Regions from separate parts of the Mus musculus genome. Here region 2 is linked to region 1. Evidence: chromatin loops called from intact Hi-C (ENCODE). Cell type or tissue: left cerebral cortex. All regions are shown on one strand. Each heading gives the region's core, and the rest is flanking DNA. Links, peaks and the distances in the headings are about the cores only. Region 1 holds the start of Rab31 (RAB31, member RAS oncogene family). Region 2 overlaps Ppp4r1 (protein phosphatase 4, regulatory subunit 1).

Region 1 (8,335 bases), core at 124-8,123:
TGTTTCATAATACTAGTTCAGATTCCATGGTGGGATGGCCTGGCACATGACTGGCAAAGCTGAGACCTACTGGGTATCCACGGACCTCTGCCTGGTGCAGTCTGGCATGCTAACTCTCCGGGGCTAGCTTCCACAGTGTGCCCCACTGACCCCCAGGGGAGAGCATTCACAAGGCTGGCTGCGATTGTCCCCATGTGGCATAAAAGGAGAAAACCCACACGTGTATAACTGGTAGAAAACAAAAATCCTTAAGGTTCTTGAGCGCTTGACTTTGCAAGATTGTTATGCTACCAGAGTATCCCACAGGCCAATGCTAATCCCACCATGGAGCACTTATCAAAAAGAAACAGAGTCAGACACACTAAGTACACAGTAGGAGCACCAAGGTTCTAGGCAAGGTTCCTAGGGACATGTAAAGAGACCGTGCCATCTGGCCCGCTCGCACTTTACCTGACTCAATGACCCTGATGCCAGAAGATAAAGCCTCGAGGCCAAAGGCAGGAGCCTGAGACTATAGCAAAGAGTCACCAGCAGGGATCCAGCCTAAAAACAGCCTGTGCCTTGAGCAGGAAGCCTGTCTTCCAACAAGTGACCAAGCACAAAGACTAGCCACCAAGCCTCTCCAGCAAGGAGTAAGCCCTTGCTATGCAGTAAAGACACCCTGCCACCTTCTAGGCAACTGAGGGGAAAGCTGGCAGGGTATAGATCACACTGAGGCTTCAGGGGCTGTGTGGCATCGCTTTAAAACAAAACAGGAAGCTGAGTGTCAGCTACATGCTCTACATCACCCTGAGCAGACACACCTGACCATGACAACAGGGGCCTAGGATTTCTGCTTAAAATCCTAAAAGGACCATAGGACTCATCATGGACTCTATCATCAGGCCCCGGGGGATCTCTCAAATGCAGACAGTACACCAAACCCAGGCCATGAACCGCGTTTAAAGGCCATCTTAGACATACAGCCAGCATATTTAGACAGGTAGCTAGAGATGCATGCACCCTGTCACCCTGTCACCCTGTCACATCTGGCCCAGAAAAAGGCCATCCAAGAGAAGCCCAGGAGCTTAAGGACTAGTGCCCAGGATGGACGAGCTCACTTGCTCTTTGAAATAAAATATCTTCTGACCTTGGTAACACTAAAATGTGTAGCAAGCTACCTTCAAAGCAGAGTACAGCTGATGTGGAATGATATGAATAATGTTTCAAAACTTACAGAAATTTCTTCTTTCTCTGTTACAGCATCCTCCACCCCCCCCACCCCCACCCCAGGTTCAAATTCCTATCGATAGGGCCATCATAAAGAGGCCAAAATCAAAATAAGGCACCTGCATTGCCTCTAGAAAGCCTGTGGAGATTGCTTTGTTTGTGGAGATGGGGAGAAAAAGAAGAGTTTCTCTAGTTCCCTCATCTCATCTTGGCATCTCTAGCATCATCACAGACCAGCAGGAAATGGTCTCACACACCCACACACATATACCACACATACACACCACACACACACACACCACAAACACCACACACATACACACACCACACACATACATATACACCACACAAATACACACCACATACACCACACCATACACACACACACACCACACACACACACATACACACACACCACACATACACATCACACACACCCCACACACATACACACACACATTTACACATCACACACACACATATACACATCATACACACACCCCACACACATACACACACACATTTACACATCACACACACACATATACACATCATACACACACCACACACACACCACACACACACACACACCACACACACACATACACACCACACACACCACACACATACACACATACATATACACATCACACACACACATATACACATCATACACACCACACACACACACACACACCACACACACACCACACACACACACACCATCAGAGACCATTCAGTACCAGTTCTCTGCCTTCGAAGAGAAGGGAATGAATGATATGTCCAGTCTACAGTTAAACCACTCATTTGGCTCTCCCACACCCTGGGGCAGAAGACAGGCCAGACCTCCTGACTCCTGGTTCTGAGTCCTTGCCACACTCGTCACTGTCCCAATAGGACACTGAAACTAAAAATTAAAGGTGATGTCATTGAGACTGTGCCTGGGCACCTAGGTGGACTGCAAAGGAGGAGATGCAAGTCACCTCCTAGAGCCAAAAATGTTTCCTGTTTCAACGTTCCCCATGGCTAACTGTTACATGCCCCTCGCACCAACACTTCCTCTTCTTTGGGGCCTGCTATTCCTTTGAAATCTTCAAAGGCCTTTCTCCCGTGGGATTCCTAGGTCTGGACTACTGGACAGCCCCGCAGATATGAAGCTTGCTACTCTGACACCGAAAGTTCTAAGGAGAAAGAACTCCAAGAGCAGCATCCTGCCCGGCCTCCTGGGTGAGAAGCCCCTGGGGAGGCCTTGCTTGACACTGAAGGGGAAGAAAAGGCCCTTGCCAGAAGCCCTGGGATTCTCCACCAACCACTAGCTAAGGGGAAGTGCCAAGGGCAGTGTGAGGATCCGACTTCCATCAAAGGATTCGGCGGGGCCCAGGTGAAACCACAAGTCCCTGGTGCACCAGATCCTAATCCACAACATCGCCTGTATTCACCTCCATAACCATCCTGATTAGCATTTCTTTGAGGAGAATGAATGCGGCCCTACTCTTTTATTTAGGAAATACTTTTCCTTGCAGTGCCAGATTTGCCAACTTCAAGGGCAGGGCGGTATGCCCAGTGATAATGCCAAAGACTACAGAAGACTGCAGAGAACATGGCTTATAACATTAGCTCTTATTTGGGAAGACTTCGGGAATTTGTTGTGGGTAGCCCCAAGGAAATGACCCCCAAACACTGAATCCCTGGGGGGGGGCAGATTTCAAGGGACAGCGCAGTGTGCCGGAGTTTGTCAGTCTGGCCCTCCAGTCTCGGAGTTTGGATGTTGTTTCTTTCTTTGTTTCTGACTGCTTTTATATTTCTTGGGACTAAGACTCGTTTTGGAAGAGGAAGGGTGTTGGGGGCGGGTGTTTCTCATCCTGCTTCATTTTCATCCACTGCACGGAAAGTGTGCTGAACACACAGTTCATACAGAGTTTGCTCTTAATACTTCGCAGTCGGGCCAAAACCCCGGTACTCCCTCCCTTGCTTGGAAGGATTGGTTTGTTGGTTTGTTTTCGGAGAGAATAAAGAAATTGCCATCACTACTCCCTACCTACCCCCGCAGGAGGCAGAGGAAAACCTAACTTAAACACTCCTCCGGGAGGGAGCCACCAGTGGCAGAGGCAAGAGTCCTAGGGGCCCAGGGGCTGCATGACCCGCTGTCCTCTGGTCCTCAACAATCCCCCCCACCTCCCACCCCTCCACCCCGCCCTGCCCGACCCGCAGCCTGGCGAGCCCCAAGGTTGCCAGATACCCGGCCGCAGATGCAGCGATCCGGGGCGCTCGGGAGAATCTGGTGGCGGGCGGAGGCGGCTGGTGCCGGGCGCGGGATGGAGCGCGCGGGACATGGGGAAGCGCACGGGAGGCGGGCAGCGCAGAGACAATGGCGCACAGAAGCCGGGATCCCCCGTAGGATGGCTCCAGGACTTACCCCGAGAAGACACACTTTGAGCTCCCGTATCGCCATCATGTGCTCTGGGTCGGGCCCGGCCGGGGCTCAGCAGCATCGTCCGGGCCACACCGCGCCCAGCCTGCGTCCTGCTGTCTCCCAGGACTCTCGCCGGCCGCGGGGCGGAACCGCCAAGGCGGCTATTTCTGGGCCTCGGCCTCCGCTGTCGGTCACGTGCTGCCGGCCGGCTCCTCCCGTCACGTCTAGTCTAGCCTGGCCGCCGGGCTTCGGCTCCGCCCGGGCCCCGGTCCGCTTCGGCCTCCAGTGACCACCCAACATCTGACTTGTGGGCAAATCATCCCCTTCCGTGATCAGCTCTGAGCCCGGTCGGGCACCACTTGCCCTGGACACACGACCCGTCGCGTCATAAAGAGCCATTGGAACAGTTTATGCTGTTGGCTGTGGTCCCAAGGAAGCACTTCAAAGTCTCTGGGTAGTCCCACCATAAAGTGACTCTGACCTCCAGATGCAAGAAACATCAGCGAGAAACCGGGATGAGGGGAGGAAAGGGTTAACTTGTCCCTTCTAATACCCAGGCTTCAAATCGCTTCCTCCCAACACTTCACTTTACTCTGCATGCATTCTTTTCTGTATGCAGCAAAGGATGACTCAAGGATGATTCGAGAAGCAGTCAGGTGTTTTGGCTTCCAAAACTGGAGCACCAGGGCCTGGGAAAAGAGAGGTGCACTCTGTAGAGGAAGCCCCCTTTCTCCATGTAGAAAAACGCTACAGCTATGTGGGCAGGAGCCCAGCCACAACTGGGGGGCTGGCAACCCTTCTGCAAACTCCTCTACTAGGAAACTGAGGCTACGTGCAGCGTCACACAGAGGGGCCATGGCCTCTGGTCTTTGTATGGTCCGTTGTTCCTCCAAGCCTCTGGGATGACTTCATTTGTTGCTGTGTAGAAATGACAGCTCTTTAAGAATAATCTAAATTTACTGGTACTACTAATTGTATGCATATGTTTTAAACAGCAACACTGGACGTGGCTCTGTTGGGAGAGTGCTTGCCCAGCATGCCTGATAACTGTTAGAAGGATTGATCCAGGCAACCTGGAAATAAAACAGAAGCCCTTTAATGAGAACAGTGAAGAGCAGTTCTCATTACCTGGCTTTCTTGCCAGGCAGGTGTTCTTATCAGTATGCTGAGTCTGGAGTTCTCACCAGAAGAGGGCATCAGATCTCATTACAGGTGGTTGTGAGCCACCATGTGCTCACATGTGGTTGCTGGGATTTGAACTCAGGACCTTCAGAAGAGCAATCGGTGCTCTTCACCGCTGAGCCATCTCTCCTGCCTGAAAGCCAGTTTTAAGAAGTGTTTAAAGGTTTGAAGTATATGGACGTCTGGTCTGCATGTACATCTGCACATCAGAAGAGGGCATTGGTGAGCTACATTTGTGAGCTGCCATGTGGGAGGTTGGAGTACGGGACCTGGGCTCTGAACTCAGCATCTCTGGAAAATCAGCCAGTGCTCTTAACTGCAGAGCCATGTCTCCAGGCACCCAAAGCAAGTTTTGACAAAGCATTCTGCAGCCTCAGTTCTCTGGCCTCTCTCATAACTTGTCCCATCTGATCAATGGCTCCTGCCATTTTTTCCCCCTGTGGTTATCTGGCAGGCCAGATAGAAGCTACTCAGGCCCAAAGTGGCCTCTCAGGGTGGGAAATTCCAAAGCAAGGTCCACAGAAGGAACTCTAGAACTCTGGAGTCAAAACAGGTCCCAGAACAAACTTGCAATCAATTAAATTACCCAGAGTAACAGGAACTTTGTGTCAAAGTACAGGTTCATAGAAGTCTGCTTGTCCAGACTGAATTGATCAAAAAGTAGTCATGTGGACACAGGTCTTATTCAAGATCTCTTTTGTGTCAGTATCTCTCCTTGATTCAGCATCCAAGGACAGCCAGCTCTGTGTGGGCAGACTGAAGACAGGCTACCCGACATTGCCTAGTCCCCACACAATACCGCCTCTATGCTCGGGTTTGCTTAGCTGACAACTGTTAGACACAGTTGCAGACACCTTGGCCAAACCTCTTCCTGCCTTCCCTGGTACCTACGGGCTCCGTAACAAGTAGGATCTGACCCTCTGTACTCAAGGGTGCCCCTTGTAAAGCTGAGGTATGTTTTCCTTTTATTACTTCCTGTGGACTGAGGGTGACTCATGGAACTGCAGGGCATGCTGACGAGCGTGGACTCTGCCCAGAAGGACAAGCACAGACAAAATGACCACCTGTCCCCTTCATCTTTCCAGCACTTCTCTCCTTCTCTTCTCCACTACTCTGAGTGTCTAAGATGCACTAAGATGTGGTTTTTAGACTCCCCTAACAGGTCCCCTGCCCAAGCTGGGGGGCCTCATTGAGAATTATTCCAACCTGTTGGTCTTCTCAACTCATGAACCCACTAAAAACATCCTCTTTCCTAACTCACTGTAGTCAAGTTTCTTGCGGGTGGGGAGTATGGCTTGAAATTTGTTTGTTTGTTTGTTTGTTTGCTTGCTTGCTTGTGGCTGCTGCTGTTTGTTTGGGAGACAGAATCTTGAGGAGCCCAGGCTGACCTCAGACTCACTGTGTAGCTGAGGCCGGCCTCAAGCTCTCCACGAGATTTTGCCTCATCTCCTCAGGTACTGGGATGACAGCACGTGCCACCACACCTGGCTTCCTTGTGGTAAAGTCTTGCTTTCTGCCTCGTGTGGCAACACTAGTCTTGTCAGCCAGACATGTTCATGGGTTTATTCTCTTCCTCACCGGGTTCTCCTCCTGGACACTTTGATATGGCCTCGTAAAAAAACAGAGATCCACCGGGCGTGGTGGCGCACGCCTTTAATCCCAGCACTCGGGAGGCAGAGGCAGGCGGATTTCTGAGTTCGAGGCCAGCCTGGTCTACAGAGTGAGTTCCAGGACAGCCAGGGCTACACAGAGAAACCCTGTCTCGAAAAACCAAAAAAAAAAAAAAAAAAAAAAAAGAAAAACCCAAAAACAAAAAACAAAAAAACCAGAAATCCCTGAGATTAAGCCAAGGACATGCGTAAAGTTGAACCCAGAAGGAGGACAGATGACTGAGAGGAAATAGTTTAGGAATGTCTTAGGAATGACAGATGCTAAGTAGCTTCCAGGTTTTTGTGCTCTGTTTACTTTATGACAGGTTCGTGTTTTGTCACTGAGGCACTCAGACCTTGTAAAAACAAGTTTGTTTAGCTAGCAGATTGAAAAGCTTTAACGTCAAGCTGGGCGGTAGTAGACTAATCCTTAATCCCAGATCTCTACTCAGGAGGCGGAGGCAGGAGGACCAGCCTGGTCTACAGAGTGAGTTCCAGGACAGCCAGGACTACACAGAGAAACTCTGTCTTGGGAGAACAAAACAAAGCAGCTGAAAGTTCAAAGTGGACAGTTTAGGCCCAGACCCGACTGACTGTCTCTTCCAGCACCTTGCTAGGGCAAGAGTGCTTGTGCGAACAGCTCTTAGCTCAAAAAGCCAACAGGCAACTCAGTGGTCAGTTTCATTCCTACAATAACCCACTGAAGCAAGACTGAAGAAAGACAAAGAGTGACTGCTCTCAGAGGACCTAGGAGGGATGCCTGCTGTGGTAAATCTACACCCAAATATGCCCCGGCAATGAAAACATGACTCCATTAATATGAAGACATGCTGTGCGCCTAGATTGGGCAGATCTACCACTACACTATCATCTTCCACATCTATGAGACCCCTTAGAACTTGGGGTTTCTCCAGGCCATGTGCTTCTGCTCTGCTTTTCTTCTTCCTCCTCCTCCTCTGCGTCCTCTCCCTCTTCCATTTTTCTCCTTCTTCTCTCCCCACCTTCCTCTCCACACTCCCTTTTATCAGCTCTCCTTTATTTTACAAATTAAGATGGGTAGCAGGTTTACAGGAAATCAGTGCTGAAATGAGTGCTGACTCATTCCTAGTTCACAGCCACTCACTGGAGAAAGGAATTAATATCAAATGTAATTAGCCCCAAGGCTATCCACAACAGAGGCCTTTACCCCCTTGTAAGTCAGTCTTCCAATAATCTAAGAACTTCCCACCAGACCCTACCCCTTAAAGTTCCACTGTCTACAAGCATCATCACAATAAAACTCTCCTAACACAGCACAGATCTGAAAAAGTTCTGATATAATTTAAGCAGGGATTAAAAAAAAAAGCAGTAGTATTTTAGTTAGGGTTTTGTTGAAGATTGGTTCTAATGCTTTGATTCAATTGGGAATGTGTGTGTCCAAATGCTAAAGGTCCTTTTCCCCAGTTGGTTTTTTGATTGATTAATAAAGAAGCCAGAGGCCAGTGGTTGGGTAAAGGGAGATGGGGCAGGACCCTTAGAGTTGCATGGGCTAGGACACAGTGGGGAGGAGACAGAGGCTAACCATGATTCAGTGGGAGACACAAGAGATTTAGAGCTGCAGGAGAGAGAGCCAAGGAGCTATGTAAGAATTCAGGTAAGGGGCCACTAGCCACTTCTCTGATTGGGCCTGGGGTAGCAGGGAAGGTTTAGGAGTGCCCAGCCTTTGAGGTAGTCAAAACATTTTAAAATTGGTGTATGTGTGTCTGTCTGTCTGTCTGTCTTCCATTCAAGAATCCAAAGAGTTCCTGGGCTGAAAGCACGTGACCTGCCACACATAAAACAGAGTAGCTAAAACTCCTGCTATGGGGTTTCATTGCTGTGAAGAGATATCATGACCATAGCA
Region 2 (8,335 bases), core at 190-8,189, 52 kb after region 1:
GCCCCTGCAGAATACCAAGTTACTATAATTTTAAGTTTTTATGTAGAATGATTCTGGAAAATAAAGAATACTACAGTCTCTCCTTCACCCAAACATTCCAGCACCGTTTTATCATGTGTGCTTGCCTATGTGGATTTTCCCCGACCCTTTGAGCAGTTTGAGACATTTTTTCTTATTTTTTTTTTCAAGTATTAGCTTTGTATTTTTCAAATGTAGAATCAGTGCATGGCTGCAATCCAGTTTCTGACAGCAGGAAATGATTCTGTGCTATGGCTAACAGGCCAGAGTGCTCATAAATGTGTACTTTATACACACTGGAGATAGACACTTTTCACAGGAGCACTGGCCACAAGCTGGTACACTGGAAGAGTACCTTGGTTCATTGAGTCAGGAACGGGGCAGGAGTCTCCCCTGAAGGTGGCCCCCCTCTCTTGCTGCTCAGTCACTTCCTGTTTGACATACAGATGCAGAGTGTGTGCATCTCATGAGTTTATAGTTGGGGAAGAGAAGCACCAGATAGCAAATGCTTTTACTATATACCATGTTTTTAGATGACATGTGCTTATAAAATTTCAATTTGTACCTTGCATTTTAAAAAGCAGGTGTTTTTAGAAATGTTTCTGAAAATGGTGAGCCTTACAAAATGGAGCTCAGCGCTTTCATGAAGACCTGCACTGGGACCGGAGAATCACCTCAGTGGTTGGGCACTGGCTGCTGCTCCGGAGGCCCTGGAGTCAGTTCCCAGCACACACATGCCCACAGTAAACTGATGCCACATAGGAATAGTGCAGGACCCTTATATTTTAAGCTCCTCTTAAGTTTCCAGTTTGATACTCTGTTCTGACGCTGAGACGATTTAGACACTTTTTAAACCTCTCAGATACGTTGTATTTCTTTTCATGTACACTGTGTTGGTAGGCACATGGTGTTTTTTGAGAGAACTCATTTTTCTTTACTACTTTCAAGTTACAAATTTACATCTCCATTGACCCTTTTACTTTCAAGTCATGGGAGCCTGGATTGTCTTCTTAGACACTGTTAGCTCGGCTGCTCCGTTCTTCACCCTCTGTCTGTCATTCTTCCCCTGGCTTCCTCTGATTAACCTGCCTTTCAGCATTACCATTTCTTGCCTCCTACACTGCTCACCCCTATGCTGTGCCCTTGTGAGTCTGTCAACTGCTCATAGATAGCACTACCTGGAATTTAGCAGATGCCTAATCCACCTGGCCAGACCTGAACTTTTTAACCTGTGGAAACTGCTCTCATGTTGGTAGCATCTAGTTAGTGCTGTGGGCATCTATTGGATCACCCTAGCCAGACTCTGGGTTTCCACCAGGCTCTGCATGAAGTGACTGGATGCACACAGTGTCGCCACCTTGATCTCTGATGGAGACCCCACCTGTGCTCACACATGGTCTGTCGTCTCTGGTGCTGACATTGCACTCCGGCAGCCGGGCTTCTCTCCAGTTTGTCTTCTGCACTACTTGAGCGAGGGTTTTAGGAAAAGAAGATGTTTGATAGTTGGGTTTTTGTTTTGTTTTTTTTTTTTAAGATTTATTTATTATTATATCTAAGTACACTGTAGCTGTGTTCAGACATACCAGAAGAGGGCATCAGATCTCATTTTGGATGGTTGTGAGCCAGGATGTGGTTCCTGGGACTTGAACTCAGGACCTTCGGAAGAGCAGTCAGTGCTCTTAGCCGCTGAGCCATCTCTCCAGCCCATCTGACAGGTTTTATAGTTGCTTCATTATTTGTGGTGGCCGCAGGTTAAACTCAGAAGTGTGTCCAGACTTTGCACCGTCCCTGTCTGCCATTATAGTCTCCTTAGCTGGAGGAGGGTGTCCTATGTTCTGACTGCTGCCTAGCCTCTCAGCACCGGCCTGGCCTGTGTGCTGTGCCTGTCTCTTCTTTTTCTTTTGTTTGCCTCAAAGCACGTCCAGGTTTTTCTAGAAAGTCACATCATTTTCTCCAGGGCCCGTGGCCCACCTGTACGTCTCTTTTTGGACTCATTCCCTAATTTGGGGGTGGGGTAAAAGTTAAGCTTTTGAGTCACTCTCCCTGTATAGCTAGGGCTGTCCTGGAAGTCTGTACACCAGGCTGACCTGGAACTCAGAGGTCCACCTGCCTCTCTGTCTTCAGCACTGGGATTATAGGCATGTGCCACTACACCTGACTAGTTTAATTGTTATGGTAGTAATTTGCTTTTGTAAGTTAATGTTTGTTTACCTGCAATTATTACCTCAGCTTTCTCATGTTATCGATGTAGGGCCAGGCTCCTTTTAAATTCTTGATCCTCCAGTCTCGACAGGTGTGCACCACTGTGCCCAGCTTGGCTTCCTGTGTTCATTTTTATTTGTCTATGCTAAAGATGATTGTGCTAGAGTGTGCATGAATGTGCATGCACATGCATGTGTGAGTCTGCAGTGTGTATGTAAAAGCCAGAGGTCTATTCAGTCATCTTTCTCTATTACTTCCCACCCTATTTGTTGAGACAGGGTCTCCTCCTGAACCTGGAGCTTGCCAATTCACCCAGACTAGCAGACCAGCAAGCCCCAGAAATCCTTTTGCTTCTGTCTCCCCAGCACTGGGACTCTAGGTGTACAGCTCCTCCTGGCTTAGTTACATTGGTGCTGGGGATTGAATTTGTACAGTTTACCTAGACCTATATGCCACATCCCGAAACCTGATTTATTCATGGGTCCTAGTGGGTGTCCATTCAGTAACTACTTGTCTTACAGCAGTAGTGTCAATGGCTGCATTGGGAAGACAGTGGTTAGTGCTTACAGCCTTCGCGTGCTCCCACAGCCCGTCTTGGAAAAACCTGTTTTTGAAGTAGCATTGGAGATTGTGGAAGAAATAAAAATAGCTCTGTATTTATACTTAAGTAGTTTTTAATACATTATCTGAGAGAGTTAGTGTCTTCTGCTGCCTTCTAGAGTTGTGTGTGTGTGTGTGTGAGTGCTTTATCCCTCTTTTTTTTTTTTTTTTTTTTTTTTTCTGAGACAGGGTTTCTCTGTGTAGCCCTGGCTGTCCTGGAACTCACTCTGTAGACCAGGCTGGCCTCGAACTCAGAAATTCACCTGCCTCTGCCTCCCAAGTGCTGGGATTAAAGGTGTGTGCCACCACGGCCGACTTTATCCCTCGTTTATAAGCAAAAATGTTTTGACTCTCAGCTTTCTCTGTGTCATTGGAGCTGAGGAGAATACAGATAATCCCTGAATAGATAATTTAACATTTGTGTGTATCTTAGATTCTTCTTCCTGCTGTTACTAATATTAGTAGTATTGTTGTATCCCAGGATTTTTTAAAATCATCTTTTAAAATTTATTTATCTTAATCTTATGTGCATTGGTGTTTTGCCTTCGTGTATGTATATGTAAGAAGGTCAGATCTTGGACTTACAGACAGTTGTGAGCTGCTATGTGGGTGTTGGGATTTGAAGCTGGGTCCTTTGGGAAGAGCAGTCAGTGCCCTTAACTGCTAAGTTACCTCTCCTGTCCCCAGCATCCCAGGATTCTTAAGTGTTGCCTTCTCCAGCTGTTAATAATGCTTGACTGTTCAGACAAGTTTGACAGGTGTCTCACCTCTCTGCAGAACAACTGATGGAAAAGCTGTGTGTGTAACAAGCAAGGCTGTTGAGTTCCTGTGGGTGCTTAGCTAGTCTGAATGCTATGTCAGACTTGTCCTTGACCTTCTTTCCCCAGTAATTATGTCTATACTTCCATGTTTCTTTTCTCTCCCCTAAATGAAACAATGAAAGGATGAGAGACAATGATGTCGTAGAAGAAGAGCATCGCAGGCCAGAGGACGCTCCTTCAGACCTCAGTGCCCCTCACTCCAGCGCCAGGCTGGAGAGCCTCGAAGGCTGTGCTGCCAAGACACCTGGGCACTCTGCAGGTGACGTGCCTGCTCCAGTGGACAGCTCCTTACTCTGTACTTTGTCCTCAGAGTCTCCTCAGGAAGCAGCTAGCAATGATGAGAATGGTAGAAAGCCTGACACCAACAGCAAGTCTGCGTCCCGGCCAGACGCTGGCACCAGCTCCCCAGAGGCCACTCCCTTAGACCAGGACATGTTCAACTCCTTCCATTTCTGGAGGACTCCTCTACCTAAAATAGATCTTGATAAAGAGCTCCAGCAGGACCCCGAGGAGAGACTCAGCCCAGAGAGAACAGGAGATGTACCTGCAGCCCCTCTACCAGGCCCTCCCAATATCACCATGGCTACCCGGAAGGAACTAGAAGAAATGATAGAAAACCTTGAGCCACACATGGATGACCCGGATGTGAAAGGTATGGAAGAGTCCATTGTACTATTTATTTAAAGGTGATTTTAAACATGCCCTTTAAGACAACATTGCTGGTCTGATTTGTGTGTCTAAGATGGCTCCTCTCTGCTGTTTGTTGTTGAATAGATGTGTTCACTCAGAAATCACCTTTTGCAGTTATTCAGTGTTTAACATTTGTAATTTTTAAGTTCTGAGTTCTGCTATATTCACTTTGCTCTGGGTCTTATTTTTAAAGAAGTGCTGTAGTCTATATGGTGGACATAGATTTCTGGGTTTTCACATGTAGGGTGTTTTAAGAGCTTTAGAGTTTTTTGTTTGTTTATGGTTTAAGAGCTTTATTGTAGAAAGGCAGGGGGAAAGAGAGAAGGTAGAAAGAGAGAGAAACCGGACGTGGTCACGTGAGAGAGGGGGGAAGGGAAAGAGAGAGAAAGAGAGTAAGAAAGGTGAGGGCTAAAGAGTGAGCTTTAGACTTTTACAAGAATAATTTCTTTTTCAAATTTGTATTTTAGAGGTGGGGGACATCACATACATGGCCCATGTCCTCCACTGTGGGCAACTGAACTGGTTGTTGAGTCCTAAAGAAAGCAGTCTTCTTACCAAGTGGACGATGCATTAAGTCCTTAGTGGGAAGTGGGGTGTTGCGAGGCTCTCCTTATTCTGCCTGCGGAGCTTAGGAACAGGGTTAGGAGCAGACGCAGTCAGATGGTGCTCAATGTTCTTAGGACTAGGCATGATGATGCACACCTCTAATCCCAGCACTCAGACCGACCTCTGGGAATTCTAGGCCAGCCTAGCCTATATAGAAAGTTCCAGGCCAGACAGGTCTACATGAGAATTTGTCTCTAAGAAAAAAACAAAACAAAAAACTTTTAAATCCTATAGCTGCAAACTTTTGCAAATCTTCAGATGTAATACCACATTCTGGATGGTTTTTACCCTTTTTGTTCCCAAAACTAAAATTTCTAAACTATCAGTTTGCTCAATTTTGAGAAATACCCATTTTTAAGCAAAAATAAAGTAAAATCTTAAGTAATTCTTTTACAACAGAAACCTTTCTTTTGGTTTCTTTGTTTGTGGGGAAGATAAGATCTCATTCTGTAGCCCAGGCTGGCCCCAGGTCTTCCTGCCCCATTGTCCTGAGAGCTAGGATTATTACAGTGTGACACGACATAAAACCAGCTAAAACCTTGTTTAAACTTTGAAAACTGTGGTCTGTGTGTTCAGTTAGCTGCCTTCTGCACTTGTTTTCATTTACTATGACTTTTAAGATTTCCTGTTGTAATTTTATACCTGAAAAGCATTAAATTTTATTACATCCTTGGTCCCTAATATTATTTTAATTTAACTGAATTTGATTTAAACTATCTCTCTGCACAGATGGGTATAATCTTGAATCCACAGGGGACAGAGAACGTGCTGTATTGTATTGTCTCTCTGAGTCTGGCTTATTCTGCACAGCATGCTTTCTAGTTGTGACCTTAATTTTGAAGATTCACTGGGGTATAGTTCCTACGAGTGGAAGCCACTGCCCTTCTGAATGAAGTTTGTGAGATGTGAGAAGTAACCCAGTGGCTAGTGACACAGCGGAGGTGGAGAACAGTTTCCTAGCCCGAGCATGGCCCCACCCTCTCTGAATCTTAGGACAGACAGCTCAGTGACACAGCAGCTCTGAGTCGATGGCGCAGCTCCTCAGCAGAGCCCTGCACTGCCTTCTCCCTTCTTCTCGCCCATCCTCAGCCCCCGATGAGAGGAAGCGAGCCATGCCCACAGCAGCTACCGTCAAGTGTTTGATGTGTTATTTCCTTTAGCTTCTTGTTTCAATCTCAATAATCAACCTCAGTTTTAGTAACTTCATCTAGCTTTAGTGACTCTCATTTTATTTTCCTTAAACTTAATTTATATGCAAAAGGCCAGCCAGTCTTTAGATCTATTCCAGGACTCTTGTACCTGTTAGTTCTCTAACACATTGTGGGCACTCAGTGAATATTAATAGAAATATTGAATGCACATTTTTTCAATAAGTAAAATGATAAACTTTTTAAGTTTCATAATGTGTGTTTTTGGAGATGGCTAGTATATTTGACTTAAAATTATACTGTAGTTAAATTTCATTATTAATATTACATGGTAACTTAACTATTTACATGCTTACATATGAATTATGCTTATAATTCAGTTATGACACCTAGAACAATTTAAATTTGTCATGTAGTGCTTTTAGATTTTATTAAAATCTGAGGACATTTTTGTTTAATCTCTGCTAAGTAACTAGTCTCCATTGTGTTACAAAATGAGTTGAACTTTTAGAAGGGCTCAATGGGGCTCTTTTTTCTTTTCTAGCGGTGCGTTATAGAGCAGGACTTGCCTTTAGTTCTCCAGAAAGCATTGGACTGTTTTAAAAGGTGCACTCTTGATCCAGGGCTAAAAGCAAAGGTCCGACCCAGGAGACCAGTGCTGTGCTGTCCTGTAAACATGGTGTCTTGACAGTAAGCCTGGGAGGAGAGGGAACGTGGCGACAGCCCTAAGGGAGCAGCTCTACACAGACCAGGTCACAGCCGATTGTCTGTAAGGCAGTACCGCGGACTTAGTTTCAGACCGCCTGTGATCATTGACGACGGTCTTTTTTTCTCCTGTGATTTTTAATAGTGAATTAACTGCTTTCACTAGACTACAATAGGGAAGGAAGGGGAATCCTTTTGCTAGCTGTGAGCACAGTAGGCTCTCAGGACAAGTTCAGCAGAAGATCCTACACAGTGAGACACAGAGATGGGAGAGATCCCCTTTGTAAGAGTGATGTGGTGGATCTGCAGAGCTGCAGTCACAGCCGGCCTGCAGCACATGGCCAGCGGCTCACGACACATGACACATGACAGGCTGGACATGCATGGATGGAAAGCAAGTCCATGGGAGACAGGGGACCTGCCTGTCAGACACGCGTGCACTCTGGGACAGTTTGTACAGTCAGCTTGGAGCACACTTCTGCTTTTGCTTTAGAAACTTGAAAGACCCCAAAGAGAGTTAAAATGATTGTCATGGTAACTACAAATTATAGCTGAAATTCTGAGAACAATGCAAATCACCAGAATGTCCCACGAGTAAACACTACTGTTTGCTTTATTTAGGTAATGATGACCCACTGAAGTAGAAGTTCCTTGAGCACAAGTCTTGAATGCGCATGGTCAGATACTTAATGCATTTAGAGAAGCCCGCCCCTACCCTCCGCCACAGCCGCCTCAAAAAGAGAACAGTCCCAGGAATGAGAGTGGGCTAGTGAACTGGGAACAGCTGTACTCAGGGGCACTCCACTGTCTCAGACTCACCACCCTTTCTAAGTCATTTGCATAGCACCTGCTTTTGATAGTTTCATACACACACACACACACACACACACGCACACACACTACTGTCTACTACCCCTTTAATCTCCCTCTGTACCCTGTCTTGCCACCTCATCTCCCAGTGGCCATACTATAAAGATGATACCCCACCTCCTTCAGCAACCAATAACAGCTGCTCAGGGGAGGTGTGGCCTCATGAGCACCCCTCTGTGTATGATGGGATGTTGGAGGGCCCCTGCTGATAGTTCACAATCACAGCAGCCATGTCCTCTCCATGCAGTTTCATGGACCCGTCCATCTCCTTTGCTTTTAACAAGCCTGCTTTGGTGCTGGGAGAATTAGCGTAGATTCAGTGTAAGGCTGAGAGGCTGCACTGACCTCTGCAGAAAGAAGCTCCACTGTCCAAGGCAGGAAACTAGACAGATGCTGTCACATATGCATAGGATGTCTTGAGCAGTAGATTTGAATTTTATGTGTGCAAGGGGAATGTTAGCTTTGGTCCCTCCCCGAAATATAAATATATTCTCTAAATTTCTCACTTATTTGGTGGGGCAGAGAATCCTCTTTCTTAGTTTGAACTTTCTGTATAAGGAAGGTCGTGCTTGGTAAGTTGTTTTGGCTTTGGGCAAGCAAGAGTGTATACTTGGGCTAGAGAGATGGCTCAGCGGTTAAGAGCACTGACTGCTCTTCCAGAGGTCCTGAGTTCAA

What was found. Peaks named below come from ENCODE experiments on the same cell type or tissue, not always from the same donor. Only the 100,000 strongest peaks of a DNase experiment are listed, where the experiment ranks them.
Region 2: a loop joins it to region 1, with 6 times the contacts of the local background. A loop is called at or near these places in 2 of 42 quality-filtered maps.

Annotation. Positions count from the first base shown.
Region 1 is chr17:65,768,881-65,777,215 of GRCm38, forward strand. Rab31 (RAB31, member RAS oncogene family) reads right to left here and starts at 3,872. Exons shown (of 7, transcript NM_133685.2): 1 at 3,626-3,872. The coding sequence starts at 3,664. In left cerebral cortex, for the core only: a CTCF peak has its summit at 4,989 (motif pointing right); DNase peaks (open chromatin) are centred at 463, 2,424, 2,800, 3,111 and 4 more places; H3K4me3 peaks cover 2,283 bases; H3K27ac peaks cover 3,437 bases.
Region 2 is chr17:65,820,497-65,828,831 of GRCm38, forward strand. Ppp4r1 (protein phosphatase 4, regulatory subunit 1) reads left to right here. Exons shown (of 20, transcript NM_001114131.1): 11 at 3,764-4,293. Among named protein-coding and RNA genes, the nearest start is that of Ppp4r1, 41 kb to the left of the region's middle. In left cerebral cortex, for the core only: a CTCF peak has its summit at 1,589 (motif pointing right); no DNase peak of the experiment used is centred there.